2 separate regions of the Homo sapiens genome follow, and region 1 is linked to region 2. Evidence: read pairs that join two places in POLR2A ChIA-PET (ENCODE). Cell type or tissue: B cell. All regions are shown on one strand.

The links. ChIA-PET counts read pairs that join two places held together with the same protein. Peaks named below come from ENCODE experiments on the same cell type or tissue, not always from the same donor. Only the 100,000 strongest peaks of a DNase experiment are listed, where the experiment ranks them.
Region 1: POLR2A ChIA-PET joins it to region 2 with 11 read pairs; 2 of 35 experiments call an interaction of 5 or more read pairs at or near these places.

The regions. Positions count from the first base shown.
Region 1 is chrX:19,767,902-19,775,901 of GRCh38, reverse strand. The region is part of intron 2 of SH3KBP1 (SH3 domain containing kinase binding protein 1); the gene reads left to right. Among named protein-coding and RNA genes, the nearest start is that of SH3KBP1, 120 kb to the left of the region's middle. RefSeq lists a silencer at 2,011-2,060. In B cell, no CTCF peak of the experiment used is centred here; DNase peaks (open chromatin) are centred at 1,891 and 2,421; H3K27ac peaks cover 3,971 bases.
Region 2 is chrX:19,562,304-19,570,303 of GRCh38, reverse strand. It overlaps SH3KBP1 (SH3 domain containing kinase binding protein 1), which reads left to right. Exons shown (of 18, transcript NM_031892.3): 13 at 1,116-1,201. Among named protein-coding and RNA genes, the nearest start is that of MAP3K15, 51 kb to the right of the region's middle. In B cell, no CTCF peak of the experiment used is centred here; a DNase peak (open chromatin) is centred at 3,653; H3K4me3 peaks cover 314 bases; H3K27ac peaks cover 1,278 bases.

The DNA.
Region 1 (8,000 bases), 210 kb before region 2:
AAATGTGAAGTAGCTTGCAAATCTTCTGATATTATGGCTGTTTCAGTGAAAACACAGCTGCTAAGATACTTTCCTAGCTGTAATCGAGAAGGTAATTTTCCTGAAAGGCCATTTAAAGCAGATCTTTAGTGCCTTTGGCTCATTAAGAAGCATGAATAGGGGTAAGTCTCTGAAAAAGATGAATTAGACACAGAGCAGAGGAGCGGTGGTGTCCATGATGCAGGATGATGGTGTCCAGGGCCTGCGTACTCCAAATAGACCAAGGACTAATTAGTTGTGTGGTTTATTAATGGACTGGAGTCAATCCTGGACTAATACAACTAATTCTTCCATTTAGAGTTAATGTTGGCACTCAATTTTCCCTGGTAATGAGTGAGTTAGAGTAAGCAGGCACGTGAGTGTAAGATACAGTGCTAATATTTTGTGAGAAACATTGAACGAGGCTTGATGTTTAAATCAATAGTTGAAAATGTGGGGGAAGACTTTCCAGAAAAGGCTTACAGGCTAAATAAGAGCAGTTAATTGAAAGCAAACCAAGCCCACCCAATATTTAGATTTGTTTAGAAACCAAGTGAACATTTGAGATGAGAAACATTTCTCTAGTTCTGTGATGTCGTCGGCTTTCCTGGTGTGTTTGGAGCTTTTGACATTGGTGTGGTACTTTACCTCAGTGAGGCTGATGGAACAGAGTGGATGTTACAGGGCCTCAATTTCAGAATTCTTGTTGTGTACTCGTGAAGACCTGTGGAGAGATTTTGCCTCAAGTCAGTTTGGATGGTTTCTGCCCTCCAGTCTGATAAAGTCCCCTGATGTCAAACCACAGGTGGAATTTCCAGAGACTGTGATCTGTGGACTGGTGACAAATCCTTTGTGAAAAGTCTGTGTGACACTACTAAACAGAGAGGGCTTGGGGGAGGAGAATGAGGGGACCAATGCGCTCCCCTCAGAAGCCTTGATGCTCTCATAGAAGGTCTGGCCAGGTGTGGGGGTCTAGCTTTGTAAAGTAGGAAGACCCCTTTGATGATTACTTTTTTTGTCTAGTTAAACCTTTTTGGATTTCTCTGTAATTTAAAGAATATAATTTTTAAAATGTAAAGCTGAGGATTCATTTTTCTATGTGTTAATAAAGTTAATAAACCCCCCATATTTATTGGGGAAGGCAGTATAAACTAGAATTTCCTTAGGTTTCTTCTTTCTTTCTTTCTTTCTTTCTTTCTTTCTTTCTTTCTTTCTTTCTTTCTTTCTTTTTTTTTGAGACAGGGGAGTGCAGTGGCGTGAACTCGGCTCACTGTAAGCTCCGCCTCCTGGGTTCACGCCATTCTCCTGCCTCAGCCTCCTGAGTAGCTGGGACTCCTGGCGCCTGCCACCACGCCTGGCTAATTTTTTGTATTTTTAGTAGAGACGGGGTTTCACCGTGTTAGCCAGGATGGTCTCGATCTCCTGACCTCGTGATCCGCCCGCCTCAGCCTCCCAAAGTGCTGGGATTAAAGGTGTGAGCCACCGCGCCCGGCGGCTTAGGTTTCTTAAAAGTTAACCAAGTGAGCATCACTGAAGATTAACCAAAGGATCTATGCAAAGATGTATTTTTATTTTGCTCAAACAGTTGTTTATAAAAGGTAAGATGAAAACCAAAGCACACATTACAGAGTAGGAAATCAAGTACTTTTATTTCATACCAGAAATAGGAGGAAAAGGATAAAATCAGGGTGAAGCCCTAAAAAAAAGACAGTCAAAAAAGACCCTATAGGAGGGCTGGGAGAGTTTTTGAGCCATGAGGACCATTTGACCTTGGTGACAGGGCAGCTACTGAGTTCCCAGAATTCTGCCTTTTCAAGCCATGTAACATTTGCAAATGCTGACAAACAGCTGCTAATTCCGTTTTCTATGAAAGGGTGACAGGGTGTTCTCAGGACATGAGCTTCTTCTCCCCAGAGCCACATGCCTTTCACACAGTGACAGTGGCACCATCAGTGAGGACCTGGGAAGGAGACACCAGTCCAGAAAAATGATGATTCTTTTTTTTTTTTTTTTTTTTTTTTTTTTTTCGAGCCGGAGTCTCGCTCTGTCGCCCAGGCTGGGGTGCAGTGGTGAGATCTTGGCTCACTGCAAGCTCCGCCTCCCGGGTTCACGCCATTCTCCTGCCTCAGCCTCCCAAGTAGCTGGGACTACAGGCGCCCACCATCACGCCTGGCTAATTTTTTGTATTTTTAGTAGAGATGGGGTTTCACTGTGTTAGCCAGGATGATCTCAGTCTCCTGACCTTGTGATCCGCCTGTCTCAGCCTCCCAAAGTGTTGGGATGACAGGCGTGAGCCGCTGCGCCTGGCTGAAAATGATGATTCTTATAGGGGGGTGTGTGTGTGTCTGTGTGTGCATGCACGTGTGTGTGTGTGTGTGTGTGTGTGTGTTTGTGTGTGTGAGAGAGAGAGAGAGACAGAGACTGAATTGCTTGAGAAAATTTGCATTTGAGTTCAGAAGTATGAGCCCACATCTGTGAAAGCAGTAGGTAAGAGACTAGTGAATGCAGATGACTCAGATATGCACACAAACCTGTGGATTTACGGTTTTAGAAAATACAAATATACATTGTGCTAAATTTGAATAATTTGAAGTGAGGTACAATTCCAAAGAGCAAGTTGTGATCTAGGACAAAGGAACCTCTGGGATGAGTGACAGCTCGGAGAGCCAGAGGTGGAAGGAGGAATGAAACACAGCTACTAAGGCTACCTGTGTCATGGGCCACCCTGGAGGCTGGGAGATCTCTTCTTATGGGTTTCTCTCCTATTTGTGTCTGTGTGCCTATCTGTATTCTCTATGTGAGTCTCTATGCTTGTGCATCAGTGTCTCTGTGTATGGGGGTTCTGTTTTTCTGTGTCTATGGGTCTGCCTCTCCCACTCGCTGTAAACGGGCTACCCCAGAAACACTTGCCAGATGGAGCACACTGGCCTGGGTCAATGCCACATATGGTTTCTTACAAGTTGCAGAAAGGTTACACTTAGCAAAAATGGGTGTGCCCCAAAGCCCCACACAGTGAACAGGTTTTCTCATGATCTTGTCACACCTGTCACAAGAGTGGGGGAAGATGAGGAGGAAGAGCCAGCTGGAAGTTTTAGAATCGTGTTTAATTTGTGGTTTACATCCTCCTCCCGACCCTTTTCCCTGACAAACCACCCACACACTTTTCACTTTGCATTACATTTGTCCTCGCCCATCTCCATGGGATATTCCTAGAATTCTGAATGCTTCCTTTGACTTTCTCTACTGCAGAAACTCTTCTCCCTGGGAATGATTTTTACAGCTCCAGTTAATTTTCATGTTCAATGTTGGAACGGAGAGGAAATGGGGGGAGCATGGGTGGTGACTCAGGAAGCTGAGGAAATCGCCCTTATTAGGCCTCGAATTTTCTTCTAAAAAAAAACAAAAAACAAAAACTGGCCCCAGGCTGTTTGGGCCTTATTTTTTTCTGATTGCTAGCTTTCATTTGACCTCCCTCCTTCCATTTCTTTCTCTCTTTGGTTCTGCTTTGAAGGTCACAAAGCTTCCCAAAGCTGTTAAAGGTGGTGCTAACTCCCTTTACTGAAAGATTACTCTTCAGCTGTACCAGTGGATTTCCCCTAACAGCGCTCCCAGAAGATGAACAGACTCTCTTATTGTTGGTAATAACTGAGTTTTTAAAGAGGACACCATCATTGGCAATAATTTAAATGACTTTTCTAAGGTATTTTCCCAACTGTTTTTCTCTTTTTCCTCTTCCACTTGAGCAAATGTCATGAATTTCCTTTTTTTTAAACCACCAACACAAGTATTTTTTTTCTTAAATAATGTGTATACTTAAAATTTGTAAAATGCAGGCAGGAACCAGAAAGATAATTCATTTTCTAGCCAGTCGTTTGTTGTAAGCCTGATATGTGTTTGTTATTTTTCTACAAAAATGGAATCATATGGTAGGTGGTGTTTTATAAGAAGTTTTTTTTTTTGTTTTAATTGTGGTGAAATACACAACAGAAAATTGTAACCAATTTTTTTTTTTTTTTTTTGAGACGGAGTTTCGCTTTTGTCGCCCAGGCAGGAGTGCCATGGCAGAATCTCAGCTCACTGCAACCTTTGCCTCCTGGGTTCAAGCAATTCTCCTGCCTCAGCCTCCTGAGTAGCTGGGATTACTGGTGCGCACCACCATGCCTGGCTAATTTCTGTAGTTTTAGTAGAGATGGGATTTCACCATGTTGGCCAGGCTGATCTTGAACTCCTGGCCTCAGGCGATCTGCCCGCTTTGGCCCCCCAAAGTGCTGGAATTACAGGCATGAGCCACCGTGCCCAGCTGTAACCAATTTTTAAGTGTAATACTAAGTTACTTAATTTTCTACAACATCAGTAATGTTTTTCAAGTTTTTTAAAGTTGCAGAACCCTTTCCTCAAAGACCAGAGAGCTTCAAGCAGAGCTGCACCACCATTGAGGCAGGAGTGGGGAGCCCAGGCTATATCTTGTCAATGTTGCAGTTTACGGTTACCCTCCCCATAGCTTTGAGGCCTCCTAGGGATCCTGGTCACACTCAGTAGCCAACTTTGAAAGCACATAGACCTACCTTATACTGCCCCAATTGTTAATAGCTTAGATTGCTCTAATTTTCTTATAAAGAAAAAATTTTGGACATACTTTAAATCCTCTTTGAAGCACATCTGTGATTACTTCCCTAGATAAGTCCTTATAAGTAGAGTTACTGGGTTTAGAATATGAGCGGTGTTGTTGTTTTTTTCTTTTTGGCCTATAATCCATATTGCCAACTGGTCTTCACCAAAGTGTGCCACATCAGACTCTCACAGTAATGTAGGAGAAGGCTCAACCCCCCATTCCCTGGGTAAAATAAACCTTAAAAATTCAGTATGTTAGCAAAAGAAATTATCAACAGGGTAAACAGACAACCTACAGAATGAGAGAAAATATTTGCAAACTATTCACCTGACAAAGGTCTAATATTCAGCACGTGTAAGGAACTTAAATTTACAAGAAAAGCCATTAAAAAGTGGGCAAAGGACATGAACAGACACTTTTTAAAAGAAGACCTGCATGTGACCAACAAGAATATGAAAAAAAGCTCAATATCGTTGATCATTAGGGAAATGCATATCAAAACCACAGTGAGGTACCATCTCACACCAGTCAGAATGGCTATTATTAAAAAGTAAAAAAAAAAAAAATAACATGCTGGTAAGGTTACAGAGAAAAGGGAACACTTATACACTCTTGGTGGGAATGTAAATTAGTTCAACCACTGTGGAAAGCAGTGTGGCAATTCCTCAAAGAGCTAAAAACAGAACTACCATTCGACCCAGCAGTCCCATTACTGGGTATATACCCGAAGGAATATAAGTCATTCTACCATAAAGACACACGCACAAGTATGTTCATTGCCACACTCTTCACAATAGCAAAAACATGAAATCAGCCTAAATGCCCATTAGTGATAGATTGGATAAAGAAAATATGGTATATATACACCATGGAATACTATGCAGCCATAAAAAAGAATGAGATCATGTCTTTTGTGGGAACACGGATGGAGCTGGAGGCCATTATCCTTAGCAGACTAACACAGGAACAGAAAACCAAATACCGCATGTTCTCACTTATAAGTGGGAGCTAAAGGATGAGAACACATGGACACAAGGGAACAGACATGGGGGCCTACTTAAGGGTAGAGGGTGGAAGGAGGGAGAAGAGCAGAAAAAATAACTATTGAGTACTAGGCTTGGTACCTGGATGACGAAATAATCTGTACAACAAACCCTCATGACACTAGTTTACCTATATAACAAACCTGCACTTAGTGACATTATTTTCGTATGTCTGTTGGCCATATATGGTTCTTCTTTGAACTATTTATTCATAACCTTTGCCCATTTTTAGATTCAGATGTTTGTCCATGAATCCGAGAGTGAGAACCCTTGGTTATACTGTGTGTAGACATTTTAAGCGATATTTTCAAGAATCAGCTGTGACACAAAAGGAGTGGGGGATTGTGGGCCAAAAGTCTTACAGTCAGAGTTTAGCATGAGAACTTGGAAAGAATAAACTTCTGGACTTTGATCTCTGATTTTATGATTCTGTGATACTAGATGACTTATCTGCCATTTAGGAAGGTTCTGTCATATTGACTAGAGAGAAAATCCGGAGTTAAAACCAATGGCTGCATTAAGTTAGATTTTTTTTAGCAGTCTGATTAATCTTTACTGCTCCAGTACTCAAACTGCAACGTGAGAGTTCAATCTTGTGGCTTATTACAACCACACATTGTATTAAACATCTTCTACTTGAGAAAAACATGAAGTGCCCCATGTGCATTTTGAGTATGTTATATCATGAGTAAAGTCATGGCTGGAAGGTAGTTAAGACAGAATTTCTTTTTGTTTGTTTGGCAAGTGATGCTAAATCAACAATAATATTGCTTTGAAAAGGAGCAAAATTATGCCATGACTATTTGCAATGAAAATAAATTATAAGGCCTGGTGTGGTGGCTCACACCTGTAATCCCAGCACTTTGGGAGGCCAAACTGGGTGGATTGCTTGAGTCCAGGAGTTCAAGACCAGCCTGGGCAACTTGGCGAGACCCTGTCTCTACGAAAAAAAAAGAAAAAGAAGAAAAAGACAAAAATTAGCCGGGCATGGTGGTGCATGCCTGTAGTCCCAGCTACTCAGAAGGCTGAGATGGGAGGACTGCTTGAGCCTGGGAGGTGGAGGTTGCAGTGAGCTGAGATCGAGCCACTGCTCTGTACTCTAGCCTGAGTGACAGAGCTAGACCCTGTCTCAAAAAAAAAAAAAAAAAAAAAATTATAACGCAGCTGTATAATAATATTGCTCAATATGCTATTATAAAGTGAAAACCTCCTTCTGCTTAACAGGAGGTGTCTCTATTTCAGGACAGGACACTTTACATGGAATAAGAACAAAGATCTTACTAATTTAAAAAAAAAAACCCAAATGTGTGTGTGTGTGTACACTGAATTTGGCCAGACAGGAAAACAAGATTAAAATGTCAGTTCTGTCTTTTCAACCTGAATGCCTCCAACAGCTACATTTTAGAAATTTCTGAAATAATTAATGTGTACTCATATGTTCACCCATAAATCAGACCATGGGATTACTGATGAAAGGATGCAAACTTGGGGGTCAGTCTTGGAAAATTTTGACTGAATTTTAATCTTCCTATTGTGAACATCTATTTCATGTTGAAAACTCAGCATTTCCTGTTTCTCCTAAACATAGACACCACAATAAATAGTTTGTATCTATTTCTTTTCCTTCAAAAAGATCACAGTTCTTTGCCTGTATTATCTAGCTCCAAGATAAATTAAATGCCAGCTGAAATTGTTTGGTGTATCTAGGATGCCCATGGTATGTGCCATTTGGTTGTGTGGCTGAGTCAGTGGCGTTAGGTGGAGTTTAGCCTCCCCCTGAGTGGTTATTAGGGTTGTGGATGGAATGTATTGAATTCAAATCTCTCATTTATAAGGCGAGGTGTGAATTGTAGAATGATCCGATTAACTTGGGCTGAACCCCAGATATTGCTGTGTGCTTTTTTTCCCCCTTCAACATGTCATGGAGGCTTAAAACAGTCACCCACACGCCCTTTCCATATTTAACCTTTTGGAGGTGCTGTCTTATTGCTGAGCCAGGGTGGTAATAGCTGACTGGCTTAAATGGACAGACAGCAACAAGATAGCTGAGGAGGGTAATAGATCCTGCCATTCTGTTCATCTGCGTTTGTGTCTGGGTAAAATTCTCATTAAGTTGCAGCCAGTGTGTGTATTTTGTGTGTCTGTGCATTGTGTTTGCAGTCCATTAGAAAACTGATACCCATGTGGTGCCTTGGTATTGACAGGTTTCCTGTGTGTGACCTAAAACCATTCTGCATTTTCATTTGTCAGGTTTTCCCGTGTGCTCTGGGTTCAGAGCAAATTAACTTCCAAGTCAACAGAACCACCGAAGTTCTGCTTGAACTAAA
Region 2 (8,000 bases):
CACTACCCTCTGCCTCACAGATCTCCTGCACTGACCCACTCCTTTCTTCTAATAGGACTGTGACACCTGCGTCTTATAGCCTAGGCCATGTGTACCTGTGGCTGGCTGGCTGTCTCTCCCATTTAGACCACAAGCCATTCCAGAGTAGGCACACCTCTGAATACCCACAGCACAAGTGGCACATGACAAGTGCTTGTTGACTAAATCTGGTACTACTCATTGTGAGGTGTAACTTCAGGCCATGGTGGCCTTCGGGGCGGTGAGATGGACTATTTCTGTTACTTTGCTGGGAACAACTGCTCAGCTTCTCTCTCTCATTTTATGGGCAAGGATCTTTTCCTATTTCACCGCTCTCATAGCCCTTGGATAAACTCGTTTGTGACTCATCCCCCCAAAAGGGTGCAAAGAGCTGTCTTGTGGAGTAATTTGGAGGAACCTTCTGTTTGTGCATGAGAAGGCTAGGTTTCTCTCGTCATCTTGGAGGCCTGTTCCCATCCCATAGAGCTGCTCCTAGCCCAGATACAGAGGGAAGTCATTCGTGTCCTGATGAGCATGGGGCACCCATCCAGGAGCCGTCTAATGTTACAGGCCTGAGCCCCAGCACCAGCATTCAGGCCGCCAGATCTCAACTCGACACCTTGTGCCTTTCAACAGCCTGGCTGATGCCACAACCCCAGGCCAGAAAACCTTTTTCTCAAGGTTGAAAGTAGCTGACCTTTGACAAGCAGCATTGGCTAAATTCCTTGTTCCTTAAAAGGAAAGCTCCCAGTTATCATTAGCCAGTGTTTATTTGGCCGCAGGGCAGGAGCAGGCCCTATACTGCACCCTGTGTACCCAGCAGGAGGGTTTGTGGCTGGAAGTACATGGGCGAACAGTCATTATTAAAATAGCCATTTTTGAAAACGTGTGCTGGAGAGGGACGCATCCAGCCTGTCAGCTGGTCTGCACCCCATCTCATGTGGCTAGACAGCTCGTTGGTTCTCTGGCTCCCTCACAGGCAACAGTGCCATCCACTCCACACCAGCACACTCCTTAACGTGTGCAGCAAGAAAACTGACAGAATGACAAGGACACACACCAATTATTAAATGTCTGGGCTTGTGTTTTTAATGTAGGGGTGACAGTCCAAAGATTGACTTGGCCGGCAGTTCGCTATCTGGCATCCTGGACAAAGATCTCTCGGACCGCAGCAATGACATTGGTGAGTAAGGACAGTGTTCTCGCTTCTCTTTGCAGAGTTAGTAAAGAACCTCAGAGCCTGGCTTGCCTTCAACCAGCATGATGAGAAGTAATAAAGCCATTGAAATGCCAGGCTGGCACCCTTGCTTGGCTTTAGGTGTTACAGTTTTGTAAAGAAGGGAAATGATGGTGCTTTCCACATTAAAACACAATGCCTGGGACCTTTCCCCTCCCTAGGAGAAATTCCTTACAAGATCTAATGAAAAGAAATGATGAATAAGCCTTTTTGTAAAAAGTGGGCATTAGCCCTTATGTTCACAGTTTCCAGTGATTTGTGTATTTTGTGTAAAAAGGTGGATGGATGCAAATGTGAGATGGCAGGGTTCATTGTTGATACAGCACTTTTGACTGAGTTTCAAATGAGCTTTGGTATGGTAATTGCCACTTAGTTCAGAACATGAGTGAGTTTTCCCAAGGTCAGGATACCACCATGTGATAAATGGGAGGGAGCTACAGTCTCTCTGGGTAAATAAAAGTCAGAGGTCCTTTTGGAGGTGTACGTGAGTGGGTGTGAGGCCACCGGTGTGCTGTTAAGGCCACTAGTGGTCTGACCTGGGTGACAACCCTTTTAAGAAGTCCAGATTCAGGGACTAATTTTTTCTTATTATTTTATTTTATTTTTTGACATAAAGGCCATTTAATGATAGAAATATATAAAAATAATCATATTGTTTAGCAACAGGCTATCACATTTCTTGGGAAGAGGAAAATGACCTGCTTTAAGAAAAACTTGCAACCATGTGCAAGTCTTCATTTCAACATATTTTTCCCCATCCACTTAAGCATTTATCCTTTGAGTTATAAACAGTCCAATTACACTATTTTAAAATATACAATTAAATTATTATTGACTATAGAGATGCTATTGTGCTATCAAATAGTAGGTCTTATTCATTCTTTCTAACTATATTTTTTGTACCTATTAACCATCCCCACCGCCTCCCCACCCCAGCCCTGTACTACCCTTCCCAGCCTCTGGTAATCATCCTTCTGCTCTCTACCGCCATGAGTTCAATTGCTTTGATTTTTAGATCCCACAAATAAGTGAGAACATGCAATGTTTCTCTTTCTGCACCTGGTTTATTTCACTTAACATAATGATCTTCAGTTCCATCCATGTTGTTGCAAATGATAGGATCTCGTTTTTATGGCCAAATAGTATAAATTTTTTTTAGCTTTACATCTTCTGTTTGTACCTATCAAGGTCATAAGTTAGCATTCTCTCGTATTCTACATAATATAGAAGGCTGAATTTTAAAATTTACTTTGTTTTAATTGAACTTTTTATTTTGAAGTCATTGTAGATTCACATGCAGTCGTAAGAAGTAATAGAAATCTGTGTACCCTTTACTCAGTTTCTCCCCAATAGTAACATCTTACAGAACTATAGTACACTGTCATGACTAAGATATTGACATTGATATGATCCACCAATCTTACTCAGATTTTCACAGTTTTACTAGTACTTCTGTGTGTATTTCGCTCTATGCAATATATATATATATATTTTTTTTTTTTTTTTTTTTTTTTTTTTTTTTTTTTTTTTGAGATGGAGTCTTGCTCTGTCACCCAGGCTGGAGTGCAGTGGTACGATCTCGGCTCACTGCAACCTCTGCCTCCCAGGTTCAAGCGATCCTCCCACCCCAGCGTCCTGAGTAGCTGGGACCACAGGTACATGCCACCATGCCTGACTAATTTTTGTATTTTTTGTAAAGGTGGGGTTGCACTATGTTGCCCAGGCTAGTCTCGAACTCCTAGGCTCAAGCGATCCTCCCACCTTAGCCTCCCAAAGTTCCGGGATTACAGCTGTGAGCTACCGCACCCAGCCTGCAATTTTATCATACATGTAGGTTTGTGTATCTACCACCAGTCAAGACATAGAACATTTCCATCACCACTAGATCCCTTGTGTTACTCTTGTTAAGCCACACCCACCTTTCTCCAGCCCACCCCCTTCCCTAACCTCTGGCAAGCACTATCAGGGATTGATTTGACATGGAAGATAGCTTTCCAGCATCATCTGCTTGGGCCACTCACTTTAGAAACAGATGTGCGATGGTTGGCAGGCCTTGTAAGAGCACTAGAGCTCTCAACATGAGCATTCTGCTCTCCTGCTGCTGTCCCTCTGTTTGGGTGCTGTTTTCCTCTGAATCTGCTGATAGAGTTGCATCTTTGCAACTGCTGACCTGCAGTCTCTGGTCTGATCTCATGCAGGCTTGGGGCTAGGATGTGTGACTGTGACTGTTAATGCCAAAAGTACTTCCCCTGTTTCCACAAGCTCGTTTACATCCTCAGCCCTTGAGAAGCCCAGTCAGGAAGCATAACCTGATAGCTTGGGCTGATGCAATAACAGAAACTCTGGCCTGCTGTAGCTTTTGTTCTGCTTAAAGTGCAGGCAGAGCAGAGCAGAGCAGTAATTGGCTGTGAATGAAAGGGGATTGTCAGAATGAGCCTAAGTTCCGGTTCTACCACCGCAGTTTCGTATTTGGGCCCTGTTTTAAGCCAGGGTGGCTGGTTGGTGAAGGTCATGTGCGACCTCAGGAGGCTGTCTTGTCACCTCCCTCATGTCAATAGGAAGGGAGGTATTCTCCCTCCTCCAGAATATACAGGATAATCTGTCTTGCTTGCTAAGAGCATTCACCTTTGACCTTTGCATTCTTTGGGTCTGGAGATGTCTATGATCGCTATCATGAAAATATGAATCACATGTTTTTCAGTCTGATGAGCTAGTGTGGAAATATTGGGGGTATTGATGGGGGGGCGGGTTCACCTATAGAAGCTTTTCATGCTGTGGAAACTAAGCACAGTTGCATATATTTGGGAGCCCAGAAATAGAGTACTGAGGTTTGGTTTTCTCTCTCTCTTTGCCACAGAGACATTAATCCTAGAAGGCTATATCTTCTCAAGTTAATGGTATTTTTGTTTTGAGATAGTCTTGCTCTGTCACCCAGGCTGGAGTGCAACAGTGCAATCATTGCTCACTGCAGCCTCTAACTCCTGGGCTCATGCAATCCTCCCACCTCAGCCCAGGAGAATCGCTTGAACCCGGGAGACAAAGGTTGCAGTGAGCCGAGATCACACCACTGTACTCCAGCCTGGGGAACAAGAGCAAAACTCCATCTTAAAAAAAAAAAAAAAGGTCTCCAAAACCTAGTAATCATTTTGTAATGTAAAACGTCCCCTTAGGGTGTTAAATGTGTGTATTGTTGTACACCATTTTAAAAAATCAAGGTCCACCTGGACTTTGATCTGTAGCTGATTACAACCCTGGTGAAACAATAATCCCAAAGCGTTAGAAAGGATTAAGAGTGTTTTGTAAGCATGTTTGGGGTAGAACATGCCTTTATAACTTTTAATCCTCGTTGAGGTACAGTGTGAGTACAGGAGCTGTGTGTGGAATATCCTTGTGTTAGAATCATTCTGCTAATATAGTGGAGAACAAACCCTCCCCCTTCATCTCCCCTCTTCCATCGTCCTGAGGTTCTAGTGTTGAAATAAGAGCAGTGAGAGCAAGCAAGAGTAAGGAAAGAAAGAACTAATATTCACTGGGTGCCCACTAAATGTTTTGTCTATTTTTTTCTCACCGTCCATAGCCCTATGAAGGATGTGTAATGACTCATGTTTTTACAGTGAAGGAACAGGGAAGAAAGCAAGCTGGGGAAACTGAGCAAGATTATCTGGCTAGTAAGAAATTGGAGTTGAAGGCCAGGCGCGGTGGCTTACACCTGTAATCCCAGCGCTTTGGGAGGCCAAGGCGGGCAGATCACCTGAGGTCAGGAGTTCGAGACCAGCCTGGCCAACATGGTGAAACCCTGTCTCTACTAAAAATACAGAAATTAGCTGGGTGTGGTGGTAGGCGCCTGTAATCCCAGCTACTTGGGAGGCTGAGGCAGGAGAATCGCTTGAACCCGGGAGGCGGAGGTTGCAGTGAGCCAAGATTGCACCACTGCACTCCAGCCTGGGGGACAAGAGCGAGACTTCGCCTCAAAAAAAAAAAAAAAAAAAAAAAAAAATTGGAGTTGAAGCCAGGTCTCTCTGACCCATGAGCCCAAACCTTCTAGGTCCACATCAGCATTTCTCAACTGCTCTCCCCAAGGGGACATTTGGCAATGTCTGGAGACATTTTTGACTGTCACATCATAGGGGTGGGGGTGGAGATGCTACTGGCATCTAGTGGATAGAGGCCAAGGATGCTGCTAACCATCCACCAGTGTGTAGGATAGCCCCCACAGACAACAAAGAATGACCCAGCCCCAAATGTCAATAGCACCGAGGCCCAGAGAGCCCAGTCTGTGTTAGGAACAGGAAGAGGACAGGCTTCCCCTGCAAGTGCAACTTGTGTTCCCTGGAGTGGCCTGTCTCATTTCCTGAGAATCTCTATAAAACCTAGTTTGAAAATATTTCATATACAAAAAAGTAATTATATTTGAAGTAATTAAACATCAACCAAGGACATGACTGTGACCTTTGTGAGAGAGAAAGAGGAAGGGGGGGGAGAGAGAGAGAGAGGCGAGAGAAGAGAGGGGAGAGGGGCCATCTTAAGGCTTGCAGCAAGTGAAATGATACCATTTGAGTCTGATTTCAAATAGAAAGAGTATTGGATTTGTGATTAGATATTTGCCAAAGATCAACTACCCAGTGTTTAAACGGGTATTACATAAAAGGACAATAACAAATTTGATCAATACTAAGTTCTAAATCTGTACTCTGTATGGTAAAGTTATACAGGAGAGCAAGAGAGAGCAATTGTAATAGCGACCATTAACACAACATTTTTGTGAATGTGACACCAAATGTCTACAAACAAGTGATTACATTCTTACCTTATTTTGCAATTTCTACCTTTCATGATAATAAATCACTTCTAAGGGTTTCTCATACAAATTTTGAGGAAAAATTCAGATCTCCTGACTTGGGGCTATTGGTTTTTCTGTCCTGTTTTTAAAATACATATTTTAAACTTCCCCTTTTGGAGCCAGAGAGCCAGTTATTGGTCCTTGCAGCATGTCAGATCATTGAGCAATTGCTCAGGTTCAATAAAACAAGATATACTGTGTCCTGCCTGCCATTAAAAAAAAACAAAAACCCATGAATGACACTTGGAGTGTTCCAGATTGACTACTGGCTGAGCGTGTGTGTGAACAACAGCCGCGCCTTCCAGCTCTCTCGGGATTAGTTGCTCAGACATGAGAACTTTCACTGAAGAGCCACGGCTGGCTCCTACAGACACTGTCTCCTTACTGGCAACCTTCAGACACAGCCTTTGGGACCAAGGACATGGTTGATGTTACCTGTGCTGAAGAACAGGAGATACGGTTGCTACTGGTCTACAGTCAAGTCTGCATATGACGGGCTGCGGTGCCCATGTGTGGACGTGTGCAGCTCCGGTCCCTATCTAGGGACACAAATCGTGATCAAACTTAAATTTTTGTCAGGAGTAGCTGAAAAGCACTATACATTTCTCAAGTGTGATGACAGAAAGCAAAAGAGATTGTGCTGAGGGTCAAACGCTTTATACAAAGGAAGTGAAACAGGTTGCGCTTCTGATTGATGGGTTTTTAACCCAGGCAATCCTCTGAGCATTTTGGGTTCCTTCCTCGAACTTACAGAGGCGTAGCTAATTCAGAACAGCTTCTGTGGATGGCCTTCTCCCTGCATCGCCCTTGAGCCCTCCCCTGGTTCCCAGCCTCTCAGGCTCACAGTGGAGGTGTGCTGCTGAGGAAACAAGGTCAAGTTGGCAACCAGCACTCATTTCGAAAGGCATCCTCCAGTCCTACAGGAGATGGTCCTTCAGGGCCCTTTGAAGGGCCTGATCTTGGGTGTAAAATGAGCATCTCCACTTAGACTTTCTCAGTCAAAGATGTTGATCCTCACCAGAACCGAGGTGCTCACCTCTGCCTGTGCACCTTGCACAGGGCGGTCCTGCTGGCCTTTGGTGGTCCATCACGGTGGCTGGGTTTGTGCTTAGTTATGAGGGTCTTCACGAACATCTTTTACCCCATAACATCCCATAAGCGCAAACTCAGTAAACATTGAAAGTGCCTGTAGGAAAAGCCTCACAAATGCTATAGAAACAGGGGGAGATTACGTCAAAGTGGGGACATGATGGCAAATGTTGCAGAACCTCACTGCAGCAGTGCATTTGGTGGTATGAATTATTCCAATATACAGAGAGCAAATTAGTACTGTCCTACCCAAGTGCTCTATACCCACCAGCCTGCAAAATAGCTGACCTGAGAGAGGTGGAGGGACATTTAGGGAGCATCAATTCAGATGGCTGTTGGCTTGGAGAGGGTCACAGAGGCTAGTAGCTGTGTGGACTTGCAGGCAGCCCCAAATGCTCACCTATGTGCAGAGTCAGCATGTCCTGCCTCCCCTGGTAATGTGGTCGCCTGCATCTCTGTGGCCAGCGCTCTCGTTCATCATTCAGTCTGATGGCTTGAGTGCCTCTATGTTTGCTACATGCTGAGACCGTATTCTAGTGCCGTATTCTGGAGGTACTGGGTGTACCTACAGATTTAAGAATGCAAATCTGGAGGTACACCCAGTGGATTCAAAGTAGTCTCATAGAACAAAGAGACTTATATAGTGACCTTTGCTGCATCCACAGTATACACCACAGAGGTCTCTGAACTGAAAATGAATGTGGAAGCAAGGGAACAGGTGATGTTCAGCTCTCAGATCTCACATGGCATTTATTTGGCTTGAGGTGCCCCCCTCCCCCTGTCCCCTGGCTGTGGGCTCATGGATTGGCAGAGCCC